3 separate regions of the Homo sapiens genome follow, and regions 1 and 2 are each linked to region 3. A link is a contact called in ENCODE Hi-C or POLR2A ChIA-PET data. All regions are on one chromosome and are shown on one strand. Each heading gives the region's core, a stretch centred on a gene start or an enhancer-like site at or near the end of the contact. The rest is flanking DNA. Distances are from core to core; before and after follow the strand shown. Region 1 overlaps ATXN1 (ataxin 1). Region 2 overlaps ATXN1 (ataxin 1). Region 3 overlaps ATXN1 (ataxin 1).

Evidence for each region. Hi-C counts contacts between places; a loop is a spot of excess contacts on that map. ChIA-PET counts read pairs that join two places held with the same protein, here RNA polymerase II (POLR2A). Pooled maps may share reads with other maps.
Region 1: a pooled map shows a loop between it and region 3 (5-fold over the local background). The contact joins two enhancer-like sites. A Hi-C loop is called at or near these places in 2 of 168 maps with a recorded cell type or tissue (CD14-positive monocyte and endothelial cell of hepatic sinusoid), 17 of 37 single-sample maps with no recorded cell type and 15 of 50 pooled maps. POLR2A ChIA-PET finds 5 or more read pairs at or near these places in 9 of 52 experiments (CD4-positive, alpha-beta memory T cell, GM12878, Panc1 and 5 more).
Region 2: a loop to region 3 is called in a pooled map, with 2.9 times the contacts of the local background. The contact joins two enhancer-like sites. A Hi-C loop is called at or near these places in 2 of 168 maps with a recorded cell type or tissue (HepG2 and psoas muscle), 2 of 37 single-sample maps with no recorded cell type and 13 of 50 pooled maps. POLR2A ChIA-PET finds 5 or more read pairs at or near these places in 6 of 52 experiments (HepG2, PC-9, WTC11 and 3 more).

Annotation. Positions count from the first base shown.
Region 1 is chr6:16,653,325-16,656,335 of GRCh38, reverse strand. The region is part of intron 3 of ATXN1 (ataxin 1); the gene reads left to right. Among named protein-coding and RNA genes, the nearest start is that of ATXN1-AS1, 110 kb to the left of the region's middle. RefSeq lists an enhancer at 1,250-1,339. Within about 2 kb of position 1,520, at least 2 of the 41 ENCODE cell types and tissues checked have a DNase peak (open chromatin) inside an H3K27ac peak, as active enhancers do.
Region 2 is chr6:16,540,136-16,542,849 of GRCh38, reverse strand. All of the region lies in intron 4 of ATXN1 (ataxin 1), which reads left to right. Among named protein-coding and RNA genes, the nearest start is that of ATXN1-AS1, 220 kb to the left of the region's middle. Within about 2 kb of position 1,294, at least 8 of the 41 ENCODE cell types and tissues checked have a DNase peak (open chromatin) inside an H3K27ac peak, as active enhancers do.
Region 3 is chr6:16,590,283-16,593,437 of GRCh38, reverse strand. All of the region lies in intron 3 of ATXN1 (ataxin 1), which reads left to right. Among named protein-coding and RNA genes, the nearest start is that of ATXN1-AS1, 170 kb to the left of the region's middle. Within about 2 kb of position 1,442, at least 4 of the 41 ENCODE cell types and tissues checked have a DNase peak (open chromatin) inside an H3K27ac peak, as active enhancers do.

The DNA.
Region 1 (3,011 bases), core at 271-2,770, 63 kb before region 3:
TATAATTCAGTTCCCTCTAGTGCAATGAATTAAATAATTATCCACTTCAGTTCTTGCCCAACAGAATTTCTGTGTAGGCTTGGTGGTCATTTGCAGAGGGGCTCATTGTATCAACCAGTGTGGAGGAAAGGAGCCAGGTCCTCGGGGGGTCCCTCCTGGCCCCATTTGCCCATTTGACAGCCAGCCCTTTGGTCAAACAGGACTGTCAGCATCTGCAGTAAATAATTTTTTTGTTTTTTTTTTTTTTGAGATGGAGTCTTGCTCTGTCACCAGGCTGGAGTGCAGTGGCACAGTCTCAGTTCACTGCAACCTCCACCTCCCAGGTTCAAGCGATTCTCCTGCCTCAACCTCCCGAGTAGCTGGGACTACAGATGCGTGCCACCATGCCCAGCTAATTTTTGTATTTTTAGTAGAGCTGGGGTTTCACCATGTTAGCCAGGATGGTCTCGATCTCCTCACCTCAGGTGATCCGCCTGCCTCAGCCTCCCAAAGTGCTGGGATTACAGATGTGAACCACTGCACCCGGCCCGCAGTAAATAATTTATTCCCTTGCAACATTAAAAAAAAATGTGGCACAGTGCTTTATGAATATTATATTCATTTTTATGTATTTAATTTTAATTTATTTATTTATTTATTTATTTGAGACGGGGTTTCTTTCTCTTTGTTGCCCAGGCTGGACTGCAGTGGTGCAATCGTAGCTTGTGCTGGGACCATATGAGACTGGGACTATCCTGGCTGTCATTCATAAAGTCTTCACTGAATTTTTAGGACTTCGCTGACTGGTCTCTCTTTATGAACTTCTGTCACATTTAGGGCCTGCATCATATAAAATGCACTGCTATGTGTTGTTCTGTTAGTGTTTGTCATCACGCCATCAGGGGTACACACAGCTTCAGGGCAGGAATCATCATCACAGACCAGTAGCCGAGACTACAGGCACGCGCCACCATGCCTGGCTAATTTTTCCATTTTTTTGTAGATACGAGGTCTCGCTATGTTGTCCAGACTGGTCTGGAACTCCTGGGCTCCAGCAATCATCCTGCCTTGGCCTCTCAAAGTGCTGGGATTACAGGCATGCACCACTGTGCCTGGCCTGAATATTATATCCAAATAAGTGAGATAGGCTTCTTTTGAAATACTGTCCTTTGTTTTTCTTTAGGGGATCTGACTTTTTCCTTCTCTGTGCTTGCCGTCATTGTGTTACTGGTTACCGGCCAGCCTGTTAACCCTGTGGATCCCCACACTTTGTTTTACGTTGAATAGCATTTATTATTGTTCTTTCTTACTAAACATCCCCTTTCTGAAGCAGAGCTTCAGAAATGATGCTCAGATGTCACTCTTGTTAGCAGCTGGCTTTCTGCCTTCAAGTGATGCATTATTGGGGTTTCATAACAGCATTTTTTTTTCTCTTACAAATATTAAATTATGAAGTGCAGGAAACCACATGAATGTGGTAGAAAGCAAATGCAAACACAGTGTTATCTGGAAGTGCTAGTTTTGTGATTCTCCTGGTGACAGTATCCTTCCTGTAATCAACATAGGAACCCTCTTTACCTGTTTGCTGGTGGTTTTCTATCCTGTATCTTCCTCTCCATTTATGCTGTATGCCATGGCCACTTTGTCATGCTGAATCGGGAGGTTTGATTAAGACAGTTGCTTGGGGACTATCTCTATCAAAGTTCTGCCTCACCACAAATCCTGGCTGTCACTTACAAAGTCTTCCCTGAATCCTCAGGACTTCACTGACTGGTCTCTCTCTCTCTCTCTTTTTTTTTTTTTTTTTTTTTTTTTAAGGCAGAGTCTTGGGTCTGTTGCTAGGCTGGAGTGCAGTGGCAATCTTGGCTCACTGCAACCTTCGCCTCCCAGGTTCAAGCAATTCTCTTGCCTCAGCCTCCTGAGTAGCTGGGATTACAGGCATGCGCCACCGTGCCCAGCTAATTTTTCTATTTTTAGTAGAAATGGGGTTTCACCATGTTGGCCAGGATGGTCTTGATCTCTTGATCTCATGATCCATCTGCCTTGGCCTTCCAAAGTGCTGAGATTACAGGTGTAAGCCACTGCGCCCGGCCCTGAGCAGTCTCTCTTTATGAACTTCTATCACATTTAGGGCCTGCTTCTTACAGAATGTACTGCTGTGCATTACTCTGTGAGTGTTTGCCATCAGCACAATTGCACATGGGTTGCACATGGCTTCAAGGCAGGAATCAAATCACAGACCAGTGTTTCCCAAGGGTGGTCTAATCCCAGTACCTCCTGCTTCCGAATCTCTTGGATATGTTTATTAAAGTTGCAGATTCAGCAACACCAGGCTTATGAATCAGAAGTTCTGGGGATGTAGAACCCAGGAAACTCACCTTAGTTAACTTTTGCACACTGAGGTTTGAGAATAACTATCTGAAAATAATTGTGCATCCTCCTCTTTGCCTCCTCTCCCACAGCAAAGGGTCCAGGTCTGAGCCTATGGTAGGTGTCCAGGAAATATTTGCTTGTTGACCTAAGCAACATCAAGCCATGAGGGTTGCATTCCCTCTTCAGTTGCCAAGCTTTTTCAGGATGTGAGGTCAGCATATTCTCTGAACCTTTAGAAACCCACTTTCTTCCAAATACGTAAAGTGTTCCCCTAGGGCAGAGGCTCTTTTGGAAATCTTTTTTTGTCTCTTTATCTTTTGTAATCACTAACTCTGTTGGTGGTAATGACAGGAGCCCCTGACTAAGATTGGGATAGTGGGGACATCAGCTATGAGGAGCTGGGCTGGAGCAGCAGGCTAGGAGAAAGATCTGAGGATAGGAACCGGACTGTGCTAAACTAGAAGCTTTATCCTTGGCTCCCAAAGCCACACCTGCTACCCTTGGCAGTTTATTCTGAGTGGTATTTCTTTCAGCTGTTAGGCCTCGCAGGTTGTCAGTTTTGGTGGCAGAAGAGCGGTCCCGCTGCTGAAAAGGATCAAGTTTAGCTCTAGTGGACGCACATCAAAGCACCTACAGTGCACAGTGGTGGATTCAGGATT
Region 2 (2,714 bases), core at 45-2,544, 50 kb after region 3:
TATTAGTTTTTGTTGTTAATCTCTTACTGTGACTTATTTATAAATTAAACTCTATCATGGGTGTATATGTATAGGAAAAAACATAGTAGATATACATAAAGGTACTATTCATGGTTTTAGGCGTCCACTGGGGTCTTGGAACAGATCCTCCATGGATGGGAGGACAACTGTCTTTTGAATGTGTCAGACACAATTGTGGCATTTCTTAGTGTCTTTTTCCTACTCGTTAGTTGTATTTGGCTGCTGCAAACACCTTGGGCTCCCAAGTAGTTGGGAATGTGGAAAGCTACATACTTTCCCTCTAGAGAGAGCCCCAGTGTGAAAAACTAAGATAGCCGTGTGTTTGCTGATCCTTGGGACGAGCCAGGGAAGGGCTCCGGGAGCACTGTGTGAATTAAGGCTGTCAAGACCAAAGTAACATAGGAGGGAGAAGATGAAAATGCAGCAGCACGTCTCTTAATGTGATCGTTTCTCTTTCCCCTTACTGAAGCATAGTGCTCTCTGCTATTTGAAGAGCGCAATTTAGATTTATATTAAGGAATGAATAAATAGGATGCGGTGATGAAATCTCATCTGGAGTGAATGCAGATTGTGGATGCTAATGACCGTGTGGCTGTGCAGAGAACCCATTGGAAGCCTGGGCGCTTCTCCCTCCTCTGTTCACCCACTAGGCACTCAAGAGCAACTCAGGCAGTGGGGAAAAGGTTATCTTTTTTTAATGTCTCTCAGTGTTGCATCTTGCCTTATAGCGCCTTAAAGCACTTGACAAGCCTTCAAGTAATTCTTGGTGGTGGCGTTTTCCCCCAGAAGGCCTTAAGAGATGGTTTTAATAGATACACCTATCAATTTATTCCCAACTTGAGCATTTTGCTGTCTTGCATCATTTGACATCACCAGAAAGTCCTTTGGTTACTTCTGTAGTTCACATTGTACTTTCTGTCCTTTGAGTTTTGGGTGCTCAGGGGCAAGATGTCAGAAATCCTGAGTTTTAGTTGTGCCACTGCGTAGCTTTGACCAAGTCACTTTACGTTAGCAGGATACAATTTCCGTGTTCATTAAATGAGGAGACTGGACTGAAAGCTCTTAGAGGCCTCCTCTAGCTCAGACGTTCTGTAACACTCAGGGCTTTCTGCCTCCTCTGATTTGGCGGTGTCAGGATACAGGTCCAAGTGCGGCACTGTGCCTTGCAAAATTGCTCTCTCTCCCTGGCCAGCTTTTCCACCACTGTGGAATGAAGTCTGCCGCCTGGAAGAATCCCAGATTTCTCAAAGGCGTCCAGTTCTAGGGAGCAGCGTGCAAAGCCCTTGAGCACACTTTGACTTCTTCTGCCCTGGCTGGTGATGAAAAACCAGGTCACCAGAGGTTGCCCTGTTTCCAGTGATCAGCCCTCGGGACTGAAAAAGGAACAAATACAGAAGAGCTCCAAAGAAAGAAACAGAAAGAGACGCTCAAGCTGGGAAGCTAAGAACAGGTCCCTCTGCTGGGGTGGAAGGAGAAAGAATCTTAATCCTCTGCCTTCCCCCATGGGTCAGAGTCGTAAATGGGTGAGACTTGAAGGTGTGGTTGGTCACCCTCTCTCAAAGTTTCAGGGCTGGGTCAGGTGTCCTAGTAGTGTTGCGTGGTGCAGTAGTGAGTCCCCAGCCTGCATTCTGCAAAGCCCCAGAGGCTCCCCATAAACTTTGAGGCTGTGGGCTGCCCTCAGCCTCTATTGACCGGGGCAGCGGGGCAGCTTCTCCTTCAGCTCTGTGATATTCTGAGGCTATGTAAAATAGTTTTCTTAGAAAGGTCCTGTGGTTAAAAAAAATTTTTTTTAAACCACTGGTTTAGTTACGATGAGCTCATATTCAAAGCAATATGACCTTAGACAAGTCATTTGATTTTCCCAAACCTCATTTTCCTTATTTCAAAACAAGTTTAGTCATATATTCTCAGCCTGTCTCCCACAGCAATTTAAGGATTAATTAGAGTCAGTTATTCATACCTTCACTCTATGAACACGGTATTGAACACCTTTCAGTAGAAGGCTCTGTTGGGAGAGGAACTCATAAGTAAATACATGAGACAGCCATTCCAAGCAGAGGGAAAAAGCATGTGCAAATATTTTGTAAACTGTAAAACACAACACAAACCTAACATTATGTAATATTGCTGTTCTTAACCAGGCAGTTTAATATAGTGACTCTAGAGCCTAACTCCTTGGCTTTGAATCCCAACTGCAGCCATTTATCAGTGTGACTTCAGGCACTTTACCTACCCTCTTGTGCCTCAGTACTCCAATCTGTACAATGGGAATAATAATAGAACTCATCTCACTGGGCTGTTGGGAGAGCTGAATCAGTTCCGGGCGCAGTGGCTCATGCCTGTAATCCCAGCACTCTGGGAGGCTGAGGTGGGTGGATCACCTGAGGTCAGGAGTTCGAGACCATCCTGGCCAACATGGTGAAACCCGTCTCTACTAAAAATATAAAAAATTAGCCAGGCGTGGTGGCACGCGCCTGTAGTCCCAGCTACTTGGGAGGCTGAGGCAGGGGAATCACTTGAACCCAGGAGGCGGAGGTTGCATTGAGCCGAGATCATGCTACTGCACTCCAGCCTGGTGACAGAACAAGATTCCGTCTCCAAAAATAATTATAATAATAATTAAGAGACTGACACAGAGTAAGCACTCTATAATGTTTATTATTGGTGATTTCACCAATGCACTGTGAAATTCT
Region 3 (3,155 bases), core at 193-2,692:
TGGGTTACAAACATTGCATGATAGAAATATTTTTAAAGTGATAGCATGTCAGAATTATGGCTTGTTTTTTCCATCTCTATTTCCTAACATTCTCTTTCCATAGTCCCCAGGGAGGGGGCTTGAGATCACACAGGAGTAATTAGAAGGTCTGCTTCTGACAGTGTCGCTCCTTGAGTGGTGGAGGTTTTAGGGGGAGGCTGACAGTAACTACTGAGTGGAATTGAGAGGTGAAGCCAGCTGGACTTCCTGGGTCGAGTGGGGACTTGGAGAACTTTTCTGTCTTCCAAGGGTATTATAAAATGCAGCAGTCAGTGCTCTGTAGCTAGCAAGAGGTTTGTAAAATGCACCAATCAGTGCTCTGTAAAAATGCACCAGTCAGTGCTCTGTAGCTAGCAAGAGATTTGTAAAATGCACCAATCAGTACTTTGTAAAATGGACCAATCAGCAGGGTTCTAAAAGTAACCAATCATGGGGAGGATTGAGAAAAGGGCGTTCTGATAGGACAGAAACAGGACATGGACGGGAAAAATAATGGAATAAAAGCTGCCCCCCCCAACCCCCCACCCCCACCCGCACCAGCCACCAGTGCAACCTGCTCAGATTCTTTTCCAGCTGTGGAAGCTTTGTTCTTTCACTCTTTATGATAAATCTTGCTGCTGTTCAGTCTTTTGGGTCTGTGCCATCTTTAAGAGCTGTAACAGTCACCGCAAAGGTTAGCGGCTCCATTCTTGAAGTCAGCGAGACCACGAACCCACCAGAAGGAACCAACTCCAGACACAGAATCAGCTAGGAGACGTGGGTGCTTTCTGTATAGTGCTTCCTACCAAAAGCCTAGAAAATCTTGGGGCGTGGAGAAAAGAAAATCCATCAAGTAAAGGCTTGATCACCTCTTGGAAAACCCATATTCATTGTCCCAACAGTGACTAATACGTCTAACTGTGGGCCTGGGTAGGATATTATGAGAAACCTGTTCTTTTGGTGCCCACCTTTCTTTTCTGAGCAACACGTGGTCTTCTGAGTGAGGCAGGAGTCCGGCATATGCGTGATGATGTAATATGTTAGGCAGCCAGGCCCTCACCTTTTCAAAGGTTCGATCTTGAAAAATCAAAGGTGGATATGTGAGAAATAAGCCCATATAGGAATAAGAATGACAATGGAAGTGGAAAATGTAAGTTGGGACTGATGTTCTGCTGCTTTGAGTACTGAAATTCTCTGCTGCTCGGATTCATCATCACTGAAGTGCTGGCCAGTACTGGGAGGGGGGCAGAGCTCTCCCGGGAGTCGTCGCTTATTCTGAAACAGCTGAGCAGAATAATGAGTGACAGGCTGGTGGTGGGGAGGTTGAGTCTTACTCCGGATTTCCATTAAATGAGTGCATGGAATCAATAGCTAACTGAACATTTGTCTTTAGAACACCCAGGGGCCCCTGGGGAATTTGGTATTTTCAGTCTAATTCTCAGACAGGAAAATGCGCAGCATGACTATTTTTTAAAATAGTTTCAACATCTTTTATGTAATGCTGATGCATCTGGAAGTGAAAACGCTAAGAGTTTCATTTCACTAAAAAATGGATTTTTTTTGGCTTTAACCTTTAAGTTGAAATCACAATTAGTGGCCTTTTCACCATAGTCATAAGAGTATCAAAGTGTGTGTATTCACCCACACATCAAACCAGTGTTTACTGAGAGTATATTCTGTGCAAAGAATTGTGCAGTTTGTTATGAAAAATACAGAGACCTCGCTGGGGCCCCTAAGGAGCTCATAGTCTAGAAAGGGAGACAGATCATTACACGGCAGGGAAAATACAATATGTATGGGAGCATGTCACAAAGGAAGTGACATCGAGCTGAATCTTAAAGGAAGAGCAATGCTTGAATGAATGAGGACATCCCTGATTGAAGGACCAGCATAATGAACAAAGAATTTTGCCTTATATTACTAAGATTCCATCAGATGTTATGACGCAAACATAAGCATCATGGTAATGAAATTAATAGTAAATTTAAATAAAAATGATCAAATTAAGACTTTTTTGGTTTTGTCTATTCTACCTTCTCATTTTAATTATGTTGCAAAGAACCATATACTTAGGGTAAACTGGTCAATAGCTGTGGCCATGGAATAGAATTATAATTCAATTTAAAAGGAGTTTAATAGTCTCATGGTAAATGAATAGGTTACAGCTGGGCACTGTGGCTCACACCTGTAGTCCCAGTTCTTTGGGAGGCCTAGGTGGGAAGATTGCTGGAGACCAGTAGTTTGAGTCCAGCCTGGGCGACATAGCAAGACCCTGTCTCTACTAAAAAATTAAAAAAATAGTTGGGCGCAGTGGCTCACGCCTGTAATCACAGCACTTTGGGAGACCACATGCTGGTCGAGACCATCCTGGCCAACATGGAGAAACCCCATCTCTACTAAAAATACAAAATTAGCTGGACGTGGTGGTGCATGCCTGTAATCCCAGCTACTCAGGAGGCTGAGGCAGGATAATTGCTTGAACCTGGAAGGCGGAGGTTATGGTGAGTGGAGATTGCGCCATTGCACTCCAGCCTGGGCAACAGGAGTGAAACTATGTTTCAAAAAAAAAAAAAAATTAAAAAATTAGCCAGGCATGGTGGCGTGTGCCTGTAGTCCCAGCTACCCAGGAGGCTGAGGTGAGAGGACCACCTGAGCCCGAGAGGTTGAGGCTGAAGTGAGCTGTCATCACACCACTGCACTCCAACCTGGGAAACAGAGTGAGAACTTGTCTCAAAGAAAAAAAAAAAAGAATGTTATGAATTTAGTATTTTTATACTTCCCCTACAACTCTAGTATCTCTGAGGAAAAGCCTCAATCAGAAAAATGATTTGCTTTGGGGTTTTATCTTTTATCAGTGATAAATGTGAATTGAGAATAGAAATCTCAAAATGCAATAATGATAGTACTTTATATTTCAGTAGGACTTAATATATAAAACTCTAATATGCATTATTTAAATTTGGCCAATATGCAAGAGAAAAGCAACATAGGGCAGAATTATGAGTTTGCTTCGTAAAATAACTATTACCAGTTCATTCTGTTCAACTATGTACTGGTAGCATTTGTAAACAATTCATTCTTATTTTTTTTCCAAAGTGCATTGCAAAATAGTCTTGCCTGTATTTTCCTGTTTGCAG